Linked DNA regions of Homo sapiens: all the other regions are linked to region 4. Evidence: chromatin contacts called from ENCODE Hi-C or POLR2A ChIA-PET data. All regions are on one chromosome and are shown on one strand. The core of a region is the stretch at or near the end of the contact, and the rest is flanking DNA. Distances in the headings are between cores, read along the strand shown.

Region 1 (3,096 bases), core at 573-3,072, 170 kb after region 4:
TAACTCTCTTTTTGGCCAAGCAATGAAGTTTTGTAGTGAAGGGAAGGTTTGCTGCTAGCTTCCCTGTCCACTAGATGGAGAGCTTGGCTCTGTTGGGGGAATTCATGAAAGCACCATCTCACCAAATAAAATCTTGTGCTCTATAGCACCATGGAGTGAATGAAGCTTTGACAACAATTTTAAGAAACTGGGTCAAGCATGGTGCAGCTCAGCCTTTTTGTTGTTGTTGTTGTTGTTGTGAGACAGGGTCTCACTCTGTCGCCCAGGCTGGAGTGCAGTGGCACGATCATGGCTCACTGCAGCCTGGACCATCCCGGGCTCAAGCAATCCTCTCACCTCACCCCTCCAAGTGGCTGGGGACTACAGGCGCCACCACACCAAGCTAATTTTGTTTATTTTTATAGATACAAGATCACACTATGTTGCCCAGGCTGGTCTCGAACTCCTGGGCTCAAGCGATCCTCCTGCCTCAGCCTCCTAGAATGCTGGGATTACAGGCATGAGCCACCATGCCCGGCTGCAACTCAGTCTTAACATTTTTATTGACGCTAGAGTTAGCCCACAAAGAACATGCACTATGAGCAAGCCAGTAATAATTAAGAGGCCTCGAGGGCACATACTGGATGCCAATCACTGTTCTAAGCATCATACCCATTCATTCATTTAATCCTTAGGGCAACCTTATGAGGCAGGAAATATTTTTCACATTTTGCAGACAAGGACCTTGAAGCACAGAGAGGGTGAGTAACTTGCTCAAAGCCACACAGCTAGTAAGCAACCGATTTTGAATGCGGGAAGCCTGCACTCTTAACTACCATGCTACCCTCCCTCTCAGTCCTCGAAAAGAGAATTAAAAGGCAAGACCATCAGATGTTTGGTGACATGATGTAGTCAGAGTGAAATGGCCGGGTGCCCAAGTCCCAGGGAAGGTCATAGATGACAACAGCCAATTGTAAAATCCTCACATTTTCTGTGAAGTTTGTGTTTGTAGTTTCTGAGTTGCCACAATTAAGAGTTGTCATACATACCCAAGAAATAATATAATAAAAAATGTTTCGTCTGCCACCACAGATGAATGTCATGCATTCTGGGTAGTTTAGTCTTATAACCAGCTGTCTTGCCTAGTCTATTTAAGTTCAGCTGCTCTAGCTGAGAATTTTCTCTTATTAAACCCTGTGAGTCTCAAACTCCCTGCACCTTAGACTAGGCAGCTGAGAGAAGCCCCTAGAAAAGCTCATTTTTAATTTTGAACCATAAAGAATTATATACTAACTGTGCCATGAAACTGATATATTAGAGGAAAATTTTATTTGGCGTTTGTAATTTAATATTAATTTTGACCATTTTTAGGCTTCCCTCTTGTCTGGAGGAAAAAGAAAAAAGAGAACCAGACTTAGACACAACTTCTTGTGGGCACATATTCAGAAGGCATCTCACTGGAGAGGGTTTAGTTCTCCTTAGCAGAAGATAAGATTTCAAGATTTCAGCTAAGACTCATCTCTCTGCAAATCTTTCTTTTGAGAGGTAAGGATTGTTAGTTATTAAAATACTATTGCTCCCTTTAAAGTCTTTCACTCACAATCATGTTTTGTATCTTTGATGTTATAACCGTCTGAAACTCATTCCAAACTGTGACCCTTTCCTTATCTTAAAGATTATATTTTAAGATAATTGTATGAGCACTTGGTGTTTGCCAAATGTCTTCTATGGGTTTCCTGTAAAGTCTTTTACTCATCTCAGAAGCTAACTAACAGGCCAAGCAGCTGAGAGGTTACTTACCGGGGAGAGTTTCTTGTAGGGGAACGGATGTCTCAGCTCTTCTGGCCAGATGAGCTGTGCAAATCAATCATATAGACAGTATAAAAGTAGGAAATGCTGTTTCTTTTGAAGGAGGGTGGAGTTAAATCATTAAGTGTATTGAAGGCGAAAAGAATCAGAGAACAGTTCTTCTTTTTAAGTTGAGCTTAAAATAAGCTAGAGAATAGATCTCTGGTCTGAAGGTTTATTTACGGGCTTTTCTCACTGGATTATTTTGTTTTTGTTCTCTGCTCATCCCACTACACAGAATCTGTTAGAAAATATAAAGAATAAAGGATATCAGAGCTAGAAGAACATTTACATTCATCTAGTCAAAAGCCCACATTTTAGTAAAAGAAATTACTATCCAAGAAGCAAATGATTTGTACAAGATCACAGGGCTTTTCAACAGTAAGGCTAAAAGGTTAAGAAAATTCTGATTATCTTAAGAGTTGCTATTAATTAAAGCCAACTTAAACCAACTTTAAATGTAGAGGGGGATCCTGGACTTCACATTAACCCTGTGTCCCCTTTTTCTCCACTCTCCCCGTATCCCCTATCCCACCCCAACCCCCACACAGATGCTCACCACCCAATATTATTGTTCTCTGTAAACGGAAACAACCTGTTGTCTAAAGAGTTTTAACTATGGGCTCACGGGTGAGCTAAACAGGTTTCCCATCTTTTTCTGGACCCAGGATCTTAGTGGGGATTTTCACTCTGTTCACTATTTTGTTGCCCTTCAAACCAGTAAGCATTTATGAGGACTCACACTATGCCAGATACATAGGTGGCAGGATTCTTCACTCCAGATATAATCTATCTGAAGCTATGAGAAATTTTCCACATGACATAAGTATATGGTCAAGTTCAGGTTCTTTATGACTATACTATATACAGTCATATCAAGCTCTCTTGGCGGTTGGTGACATCTGAAAATCTCAAGTATTGTCAGCAGAGCTGAGAAGACAGCAGAGAGCTACTCCCGAGCCACAAGATGCCCTCTGGGCTTCCGTGACCTTGGCTCTAGAATAAAAAGCTTTGGCTTGTGATCTCTAAGAAGGCAAATGAGACCCCAAACAGCAAAATTACGTGCCCCCAATCCTACAGAGGCAGACTAACCCAGGGGCTAAGCCAGTGGCCTCTGTAGTCAGACTGCCAAGCTTGAAACCTGTCTTACCCTCAGCTTTCTCGTCTGGGTATTGGGCTGAATGACAGTAGTCATTTCATGAGTTGTTGGGAGGATTCTATGAGGCATCCACGGCCAGCATCTAGCACATACTATGCACTCAGTAAACA
Region 2 (3,463 bases), core at 79-2,578, 130 kb after region 4:
AACCACGAATTCAGGCAAAGTGGCCAGAATGGCTGTTACCCATGCCAGGACACTTGTAATGATGCCACAGGGCACCCTCCTCCTGGCTGAGAAAAAGTTTCCCTTGTGCAAAAACACTAGGTACCTTTGCACAGTCAGAAGGCAATTGAAAAATGTCTCACTGTACAGGCCCACGAAGTACAGTCCAATGAGAATTTTACACATGGGATCGCCCCCAGCATGAGCCCAGAAGGGCAGGGTAAGCAAGAAACACAAGTTAGAAACTGCCAAGTTTAGAAGATAGATATTTTCCACGCGTTTGAGTCCTTTATATTTTACCAGGATAAGCACAACCAGGAGATTGTCCAGGACACCGATCACAAACACAGCAGAGCAGAGTGATGGCACCAGCTGGGCTGAGAGTGCCTGGGCGTCATACTTGTCACATTGCTCTGCCTCATCGCTCTCCAGTTCACCTTCTATGAGGACATCATATTCATCCTCTGGTGCCAGCGTGTAATTGGCCATCTTCAGACTGCCCTGTGGAGAAATGGGAGATGATTTTCCCCTCCGACAGCTGCCTTATCCTGGAGGAAACAACAAACTGGACCTGGATTCATACAGCCCCACTTTCCCTTTCTGGAGCTACATTTTAGCCAGAGTAATTCCCTATTTCAGAAGACTGAAATAAACATTTCTTTAACGTGTGCCCACTTCCCCAGAGCAGCACCATTCCCAATCTAGTTGTTAAGCATGTAAGTGCTTAGCAGTGTGCCAGGTGCCACGGGAAATAAAGCTGGCATGACACCGCCTTGGTAGAACTTACCTTCTTTTAGCAGAAACAGGACTTGCCTACATGAACACAATATGTAAGAAAATATATAATTAAAGAGAACCAAGTACGATGGCTTACTTTTAAGAAACGGGTGTAGATCATAATTTCTGCATTTTAAAAAGTTTGCTCACCCCCCGAAGCAGCTTCCTGTGACAGCTGAGACGTTTTTCTCTCGAAGGGTATAAATAAATGTTTGCAAAAGTGAAACCATGCTCAGCATCAACATGGCCATAAGGGGTTAAATACATAGATGACACACAGATGACTTACCACTGGGCTGAGCTCCTGCAGGGGAAGGGCGCAGCCTCCAGACCCAGCATCCGGGAGCTGTGGGAATGGCCCCGGACAGTGGATGCCCTCCTTTTGATCAGACTGCTCCTGACCCTGAGGGGCACGAGAAACCACTGTTGATTCCCCTGGTGGCTCTACCCGCCCCACTCACCGAGCTCAGGGACCAACTGAAATAAAGTACTCAAAAGCTCCCCCAGGCCTCCAGAGGATCTCTGAAGCGTCTGAAAGCAACCGGGAAGTTGTTTCCTCCTCCCTCTGGCCCTGTACCCCGCCTTTGATTTCCCTGTGACCTTTGACAGCCGTCTTCTGGCCTTCTGAGATAAGGGAACTGTGTCACTGCCGCTCTGAGTGGTAGCAAGGAAGTGATGTCAAGGTGCTGAGAACTGCCAAGACGCTCTGGCTTGTGGCATGTGACACTCTGAGTAGGTAACAGGTACCAGCTACTGTCAGCAGGGAGGAAGGTATGTGGTGACCACGAGTCCAGACCTGAGGGTCCTGACCCTCTAATGCGGCCTCTCACCAGTGTTCGCAGAAACCCACCCGCTGATTCAATACGGGGACCAGGAACCTGCCATGACAGTCACGGTGTGTTTGGGTTTTTATTGTCATTTTTGAGGGGCACTGTGTGCTTTGGTTAAGACTGAGGCCTCAAAAGAGAATTTTAGGAAAATGGAAGCCACAGGGTGATGTCAGCTGGGAAAAGGCCAGGGGCAGAGGTGGGGTCTCAGCGGCAGTGAGCATAGGGCTGCCCTGGGTGTCAACACTGAGGAAAGCAAAGGGGTTTGCAAGCAGCCAGAAGTGATTGGTGCTGTGACTCATGGGGGAGCTGACCCCACTCGGAAAAGGAGAACCCAGAGGAGGAAAATCCCGTGGTGATGACACAGAGGCGACATCAAGTTGGGTGGGAGAGAATGTGAGGAGGACAAGTTTAACCCCAAACTGAGGCTGGGGGCTAGGGTAGGTTTGAGTCCAGAGAGAAGGAAATTGAGAGAACAGCCCAGATTTGGAATGGTGGGAGGAGGCTGTGGGGAGGGGAGGCTGTGGGAAGAGAGTGGGACGGGGAGGGCACGGTCTGGAAGAAGGACGAACCGAGAAGAGGAACTTGAAAATAATGAAAAAATCTAGATGAGCTTCTCTTGGGTCAACGACTCAGCAGCTGTGACTAACCTAATTTGGGGATCAGACCTATTTGCTTAGAATTTATATATTGATTAAATGACATCCTTTTCCCACCAAAGATGTGTCTGAGGTAGGATTGAATACAAAATTTGTACCTGTCAAAATAGAAATAGAAAATTAAGAAACTAGCCTGGCACTGAGGCGCATTCCTACAGCCCCAGCTACTCAGAAGTATGAGGTGGGAGGGTCGCTTGAGCCCAGGAGTTTGAGGCCAGCCTGGGCAACATAGTGAGATCCCGGATCTATAAACAATATAAAAATTAGCCAGATGCAGTGGCAAGTGCCTGTAATCCCAGACATTCCAGAGGCCAAGGTGGGATGTTCACGTGAGCCCAGGAGTTGGAGGCTGCGGTGAGCCATGATCATGCCACTCTGCACTCTGGCCTGGGTGGCAGAGCGAGACACTGTCTCTGGAAAAAAAAAAGAAGAAGGAGGAGGAGGGGCGGGGAGAGGAAGGGAGGAGAGAGAACTATTAAGAGAAAAATAAACACAGAAAGAGCCCAGACAAATATGTGATTGAGCATTAAATTTAACTCCACGTGTGCCGACAGACAAGGCAGAAAGAGAAACACAATGATGTTTGATGGCAGAGGAGTTGGTGCTGGTGGGAACCTAAGCTGTAAGTGCCCTCTCCTCTCTTGTGTGGGTCTCCTGTGAGTGAGTGAGTGGGGGTCATGGTGCCCTGGGACACTCTTCCCACCCCCTACAGCCTGGGATCAGCAGTGGCCCCTCCTCCTGGGTCTCTCCACCTCCTGCAGCTGGGCAGGACACTCAGGATCTTGAATGAGTAGGTGCGGGCAGCTTTACTCTCGATACTCATGGATCAGTTCCAGGAAAAGGAAGGAAAGTCAAGTCAGACTTTGAAACTTGCAAAACGCTGGGAGTACGCACACTCTTCCTCATTAGTAGAGGACAAAAACAGCAGTCAGGCACCTCATGTACCGCATGTCACAGAGTCATGTGAGATGTGAAATTTCCCAAGTAAAAACACAGAATCATGTGAGGTGTGAAATTTCCCAAAGAAAAATGTTTTGTAAATTCAGGATCACCCTGGCTTACTAATATTAGCATGACCTTCACTTTCAGTATTATTTTATTTTTGCCTGATTCCCAGCATTCTGCCTATCCACACTCAGGCCATGAGGTCCTTGAAACTTCTACATAGGAAGGAAGGAAGAG
Region 3 (3,202 bases), core at 94-2,593, 220 kb after region 4:
GAGCACTGGGTAGGAGTCAGTGCTGCCCCTCTGTGATCTGGATGACCAAGTAGAACCCACAAAGCCTCCCTGGGCAGGCAAGCCCAGAAGCCAGACAGCCTACATTCTAAGCACAGCTATGCCGAGCTTACCTGGTGGTCCTGGGAGGGCAACTTGTTCTCTCTGAGACTCAGCTTCTACCTGACAGGATTGTATATAAGGACGTAGAAGATGGGAGTTCTTAGTATTATTATTTCCTCATCAATTACACAATTGACCTAGCACTCCATGCTTCTAAGAATGATCTGAAAGGACACTCTAGTTGTCACCATTTTATCGAGAAGTGACGTGCCTTGGGGAAGCTATGCTGGTTTATAAGGCAGAAGACTCAATTGCAGTTTTGATCCTGCCCTCTCTGGACCTGCCACCCCAACAATCATTTACTCTCTTTTGAACCTATCTTTGAACCCATAAAACAGGTGTTTCAATATCTGACTTTCTAGCCTCACAGAGATTTTGAGAAGACTACCCTCAAATTTAACAAGAGCATAAAGCTCTTTTGTAAATTGTGAAATACATGTTAGTTATTATTCATGCTATTATAATGAAGAAAAGGAATATTATTTCTTTGATCAGTGGATCTCAAACCTTAGTGCACCAGAATTCCCTGGTGGGCTTGTTAGGACTGGCCTGCATTTCCAGAGTTTCTGATTGCATAGATCTGGGGTGGGGCTGAGGAGGGGCACTTCTGATGAGTTTCCAGGTAATGTTGCTGCTGATTGGGTACTTTCTCTGAGACCCACAGACTGAGATGTAAACCTGGTACTGAGGAAAGCTCAAGGAGAGTTGCTAATCCAATGTAATAAATACATCATGTTGATATGGGGGGTCCAGAAAAAAAGAGCCCTGGAGAGATGTCAGAAAATGACTTTGTAGCTTTGTCTCTGATCCTATTAGCTCGGTGACCCTGGGGGAGCTCCAGAGGTCTCTTATCCTGTGTTCCTCTCTAAGATGGGAGGGATGAACACAGACAATTTTAAGAAAAACCCTTTCAGATCTAACACACCTTTAGTCAAGAAATTACCCAGCTCTCTAGTTCAAGTTGTCTGAATTCTCAACCAGAAGAATGCAGAGATCTATTTTTCTCAAAACTTTCCCATTGACTATTTTTCCCCTTTTTTGATGGAGTAGTAAGGGAAGAGGGGGCAGTTCTGGATTTTCTCTGTAAGACAATTTAATTTCCATTCCTCTTTTCTTTGTAACTAGAATTTTACCTTCCTCTTTTGGTTTCTTACTTCTGAGTCTTGCCTTCTCTGAAATGTTTCAGTTCCCTCTCATGTATTTTTAGACCAACTTTCTATCTTTCAACAGATGTGGCAAGCATACTTTTTGCCTAGCTCTTTAGGGGACAGGACCCCAGAAGAAGACCCCCTTCTGGGAATAGACATGAGAAGGGTCCCCAAACTCCATCCTTTCAAGGCTTCTGGTTTTAAGTGCTGGTTTTGGGTTAATCTTATAAACGAGGATGGAATCTTCTTGTGAAGTCGTTAATTGGAGTAAAGGAAAAACCATTTCATTCCGTAATGTTCAGTCAATTTTGATTAAGATTTTTGGCCTCTTCTGGGACCTTGCTTTATTTTTCATTCTTTCCTTTGCCATTTTTTTTTTCTTTTGAGACGGAGTCTCTCTCTGTCGCCCAGGCTGGAGTGCAGTGGCGTGATCTCGGCTCACTGCAAGCTCCACCTTCCAGGTTCACACCATTCTCCTGCCTCAGCCTCCCGAGTAGCTGGGACTACAGGTGTCCACCACCACGCCCAGCGAGTTTTTTGTATTTTTAGTAGAGATAGGGTTTCACTGTTTTAGCCAGGATGGTCTCGATCTCCTGACCTCATGATCTGCCCGCCTCGGCCTCCCAAAGTGCTGGGATTACAGGCGTGAGCCACCACGCCCGGCCTCCTTTGCCATTTTTTAACACCTATACAAAACTAAAAGTATATTCAGCACACTCAATATATTATACCTGCCAGATACTTCTTATCCTCTATCTTTTCATTCTAATCTCTCAGAATTGCTGCCAACTAAGTTAATAAAATGGTCTCTTGCTTAGAAAACTTCTGAAGTTCTTTAACCTTGAGAACATATTACAAAGTCTTTCAGGCCGTGAAAGACTGAAAGCTTTGGCTCTAAGATTGGAACAAGACAAGGATGTCTACTTTCACCACTTCTATTCAACATGGTAGTGGAAGTCTTAGCCAGAACAATTAGGCAAGAAAAAGACATAAAAGGCATTGCAACGGGAAGGGGTGGAGTAAAATTATCTCTGTTTGTAGGTGACATGATCTTTTATGTAGAAAACCCTAATGATTCATAGAATAAGTCTGTTAGAACTAACATGAATTTGTTAAAGCTGCAGGATACAAAATCAACACACAAAAAATGAGTTGCATTTTTATGTACTAACAATGCACAATCCCCGCTACCACCAAATTAAGAAAACGATTCAATGTGCAATAGCATCAAAAAGTAGAAAATACTTAGAAGTATACCTAACCAGGTAGCAAAAACTTATACACTGAAAACTACAAAAGTAGCTCAAAGAAACAGAAAAAATAAATAAAAATAGCCTAGTTCATTGATTGGAAGATTTAATGTTGTTAAATGTCAATACTACCCAAAACAATCTACAGATTTAATGCAATCTGTTTAAAAATTTCAATGATTTTTTTTTTTTTTTTTTTTTTTTTTGCAGAAATAGAAAAATCCATCCTGAAATTCATATGGACTATCAAGGGACCTTGAATAATCAAAACAACCTTGAAAATGAACAAAGCTGGAGGTCTTACGATTCCTGACTTCAAAACTTACTACAAAGTTATGATGAGCAAAATGGTGGTACTAGAATAAAGAAAGACATAGGGACCAATAGAATAGAATAGAATAGAATAGAATAGAATAGAATAGAATAGAATAGAATAGAATAGAATAGAATAGAATAGAGAGCCCAGAAATAAACCCTCACATATATGGTCAAATTATGTTTTACAAGGGTGCCAAGACCATTCGATAGGAAAAGGACAGTCTTTTCAATGAATGGTGGTGGGGAAATTGGATATCCACATACAAAAAGTAAAATAAAATAAAAATTGGATTCTTATTTTATACGATGTACAAAAATTAACTCAAAATAGTCAAATACCTAAATACAAGAGCTGTAACTACAAAA
Region 4 (3,185 bases), core at 292-2,791:
GCCTCCTGGGTTCAAGCGATTCTCCTTCCTCAGCCTCCCAAGTAGCTGGGATTACAAGTGCACGCCACCACACCTAGCTAATTTTTGTATTTTTAGTAGAGATGGGGTTTCACCATGTTGGCCAGGCTGGTCTCGAACTCCTGACCTCAGGTGATTCACCCGCCTTGGCCTCCCAAATTGCTGGGATTACAGGCGTGAGCCACTGTGCCCGGCCCACTTTGCCTATCTTATGGTACTGTTGCATGAGATAATACTAGAGTGAAAGCACTTTTGCAAGTTAACAGCTTAACCCACACACAGGAGGGCAATGGTTGTAAAGCACATTACAAGTACCAAGTACAAAAAAGAAGGATCACTATGGACTCCATTGCTCCCTCCACCTCCCCTTCAACTGCCATGGAGTTTTCCACACCTCATCCCACCTCCACCCTGTGCTCCAGCCACTTTGCTGATGGTGCGTTGTGGTCAGCTTCTGAGGTCAGGGGACCTGTGTGTCTCGTCTTTGCCCCACCCCTCAGTGCTGAGCACCCCTCACCTGCAATGGGGGCTCGGTAACTCTCGGTGAATTAGATTTCTTCAGCTGGACAAATAGCCTCCTTAAAGTCTTTAAACGCTTCTTGCTTGACACCTTTACAGTTTTATCCCAGAACACTTGAGCTAGGGGAGGCCTTGGACACTGAGTTCATCAATGTCATTTCAGCAGTGGAGACCCAGGGAGGTGGCGTGACTGGAAAATGGCAGGGCCTGGGCCGGAACTCAGGTGTCCCAGCTGACTGTCTTTCTCATGCTTTTTCCCTTTCATAGACTCTTAAGAATATTTGGAAATGTGGTACAGCAAATATTAGAGGTTTATCAAGTATTTCTAAAAGCAACTACAGACAAAGGGAAACGAAGCACAAATTTTGAAATCGAATGTATAGACAGACCTTAGGGGATGTTAAGTTGGTATGTTGCAAATAAATAATACACATTGTGGCTCTAAGTGTGAGTCTGGTTTTTTGTGTTCACTAGGATTTAATTTTAATAACATCATGAATTCACGGCAGTTTTGAAATAGGGCTAATATACTGTTGTGAAGTTGACGACAACTGCGGTGTCTTTGGTTTCTTTTTGAAATGGCTGGAGTGCTGGTGGTTAAGTTTTATGCTCTCGTGTCTGCTTTCTCACTTCCTGTTTTAAAATAAATGCTTGGTTTTACACGGCTTTGTGCACACGGAGGAGCTAGTTCTGATTGATGTCATTCTTTCTATTTTAGGAGCTCCCAGATTCATTGAAGGAGCAGACACACCTGAGAGAATGGTACATAAGCAATACCTTGATTCAAATCATTCCTACATATATTCAGTTATTTCAAGCGATGAGAATTCTGGATCTGCCAAAAAACCAAATCTCACATCTTCCAGCAGAAATCGGTATGTCAACTTAGCAGGGGTCTTCGGGCCTCTGGTGTGTTAAGCAGGCAGCTGTCAGGCAGGTGACAGACACTGTGCAGACACCGTGTTTCCTCTCCAGCTTCCCCAGGAAGTGGTTGGGCAGGGCCGTTTGGAGGCTCCCCAGAGCTGCTTGTTTGCAGCATCCCTTTGGGTGGTGAGGTCGGCGTCTCGCCTGTATAACTCAGCACACAGGACACTTGCCAATTGCTCAGAAACCAGAAGTTTCATGAGTGAGCAATATTTTATTTAGGAACTCTGTGTTTATTTTCTTTTTGTTTTAAACCTATAAACGTGCAGTATGCTTATTAGAAATGTAATGTATTGCTCTTATACATTAGTCCATTGATAAATCTAGTTTAGCTTATGTTGTCTTTTTTTTTCTTTTCCTTGAGACGGAGTTTCGCTCTTGTTGCCCCAGCTGGAGTGCAATGGCACAATCTCGGCTCACTGCAACCTCTGCCTCCCTGGTTCAAGTGATTCTCCTGCCTCAGCCTCCCAAGTAGCTAGGGTTACAGTCACGTGCCACCAGCTGATTTTGTATTTTTTTTTTTAGTAGAGAAGGGGTTTCACCATGTTGACCAGGCTGGTCTCAAACTCCTGACCTCAGGTGCTCTGCCTGCCTCGGCTTCCCAAAGTGCTGGGATTACAGGCATGAGCCACAGTAACCAGCCTGATGTCTTTTTGATGGATCAAAATTTTATAATTCTCAGTCATTATTCAGTTGTGTTATCTTAAAATGAAAATGACAGTGATCATTATTGCTTCTCTTTTTCCTGGGGTGCAAGGAGTGAAGGTCTGGAGCTGCATGGAGCTCCATTCTTACACATGTGCCCTGGGACCAGTGGTTTCGCATAGTTATGTGAAAATTTACCAGAAGCCAAGACCCTGTGGGACAGGTGGCTTGTGGAGCCTCTGGTGTTCATACATGTCTTGCTGGCTGTGTCAAGACTACAAGGCTCTGACCACCCTCTTACCCAGGCCGATCTTGGGGATGCATATGCATGTACTAACCTTGAGGGATGAGGAGACACCTGCTCCCAGGCAAAGAGCAGCCTTGCTAACCACTTGCTGTAAAAGTGGTGGGTTCCCCAAGCTCAGGGTTCTCAGCTGTGATGTATATGTGCATAGCATCTATCCAGGCCATCTGCATCACGCTTGGTAAACTTAGCTGTAAGTGCAACTCACATCAGTATGCTGTGTTGGACCAGGAGCCTCGTGTCTTCTGTCGGTATCCATGAAACAGGAATAGGCAAAATTTATTAGCTTCTAAGCAGGGTAAAATCAAATTTTAGACCCAACAAGGATAAGTACTTCTGTTTCCTTGCCTAGTTTCTGGAAAGGTAGAAAGGACCTTAGAATTTCTATGACTGAAAAGTACCATTTTTGACATGTAAGGGGTCATTTACCTCCTGCCCCTTTATTTTGCAAATTGGAGAGACCCACTGACTGAATCATTAACTGACTGAATCATTATCATTTACATATTACACTAAGGAACTTCTTCAGAGCCTGGGCTAGAAGCCAGATTTCACTATTTGCAGGTCATTTTTGGGCAAGCTCATGGTATATTTAAATAACTGGATAGAGTTTCTGAGGACTGAGTTACTTTTAAAAACCCTTTTTAGGCTGGAGGCGGTGGCTCATGCCTGGAATCCCAGCACTTTGGGAGGCTGAGGCAGGCAGATCACTTGAGCCTAGGAGTTTGAGACCAGCCCGGGCAACATGGCAAAACCCCATCTCTACAAAAAGTAA

Evidence for each region. A loop is a pair of places that touch in the nucleus more often than their neighbours do. ChIA-PET counts read pairs that join two places held with the same protein, here RNA polymerase II (POLR2A). Pooled maps may share reads with other maps.
Region 1: a map with no recorded cell type shows a loop between it and region 4 (10-fold over the local background). The contact joins the promoter of CCR5 here to the enhancer-like site in region 4. A Hi-C loop is called at or near these places in 3 of 37 single-sample maps with no recorded cell type and 7 of 50 pooled maps. POLR2A ChIA-PET finds 5 or more read pairs at or near these places in 2 of 52 experiments (activated CD4-positive, alpha-beta memory T cell and activated CD8-positive, alpha-beta T cell).
Region 2: a map of naive thymus-derived CD4-positive, alpha-beta T cell shows a loop between it and region 4 (9-fold over the local background). The contact joins the promoter of CCRL2 here to the enhancer-like site in region 4. A Hi-C loop is called at or near these places in 1 of 168 maps with a recorded cell type or tissue (naive thymus-derived CD4-positive, alpha-beta T cell) and 8 of 50 pooled maps. POLR2A ChIA-PET finds 5 or more read pairs at or near these places in 5 of 52 experiments (CD4-positive, alpha-beta T cell, OCI-LY7, activated CD4-positive, alpha-beta memory T cell and 2 more).
Region 3: a loop to region 4 is called in a map with no recorded cell type, with 9 times the contacts of the local background. The contact joins two enhancer-like sites. A Hi-C loop is called at or near these places in 1 of 37 single-sample maps with no recorded cell type and 4 of 50 pooled maps. POLR2A ChIA-PET finds 5 or more read pairs at or near these places in 3 of 52 experiments (PC-9, activated B cell and activated CD4-positive, alpha-beta memory T cell).

What each region holds. Positions count from the first base shown.
Region 1 is chr3:46,369,672-46,372,767 of GRCh38, reverse strand. It overlaps CCR5 (C-C motif chemokine receptor 5), which reads right to left and starts at 1,822. Exons shown (of 2, transcript NM_001394783.1): 1 at 1,780-1,822. It overlaps CCR5AS (CCR5 antisense RNA), which reads left to right. Exons shown (of 4, transcript NR_125406.2): 3 at 1,351-1,524.
Region 2 is chr3:46,405,124-46,408,586 of GRCh38, reverse strand. CCRL2 (C-C motif chemokine receptor like 2) reads right to left here and starts at 1,328. Exons shown (of 2, transcript NM_003965.5): 1 at 1,085-1,328; 2 at 1-519. The coding sequence starts at 507. It overlaps CCR5AS (CCR5 antisense RNA), which reads left to right and starts at 1,521. Exons shown (of 4, transcript NR_125406.2): 1 at 1,521-1,690.
Region 3 is chr3:46,319,697-46,322,898 of GRCh38, reverse strand. No RefSeq gene overlaps it. Among named protein-coding and RNA genes, the nearest start is that of CCR2, 33 kb to the left of the region's middle. Within about 2 kb of position 1,343, at least 3 of the 41 ENCODE cell types and tissues checked have a DNase peak (open chromatin) inside an H3K27ac peak, as active enhancers do.
Region 4 is chr3:46,537,272-46,540,456 of GRCh38, reverse strand. LRRC2 (leucine rich repeat containing 2) reads left to right here. Exons shown (of 9, transcript NM_024512.5): 4 at 1,256-1,412. Among named protein-coding and RNA genes, the nearest start is that of LRRC2-AS1, 19 kb to the left of the region's middle. RefSeq lists an enhancer at 1,336-1,395. Within about 2 kb of position 1,541, at least 16 of the 41 ENCODE cell types and tissues checked have a DNase peak (open chromatin) inside an H3K27ac peak, as active enhancers do; they include CD4-positive, alpha-beta T cell and OCI-LY7, where a contact is called at or near this core.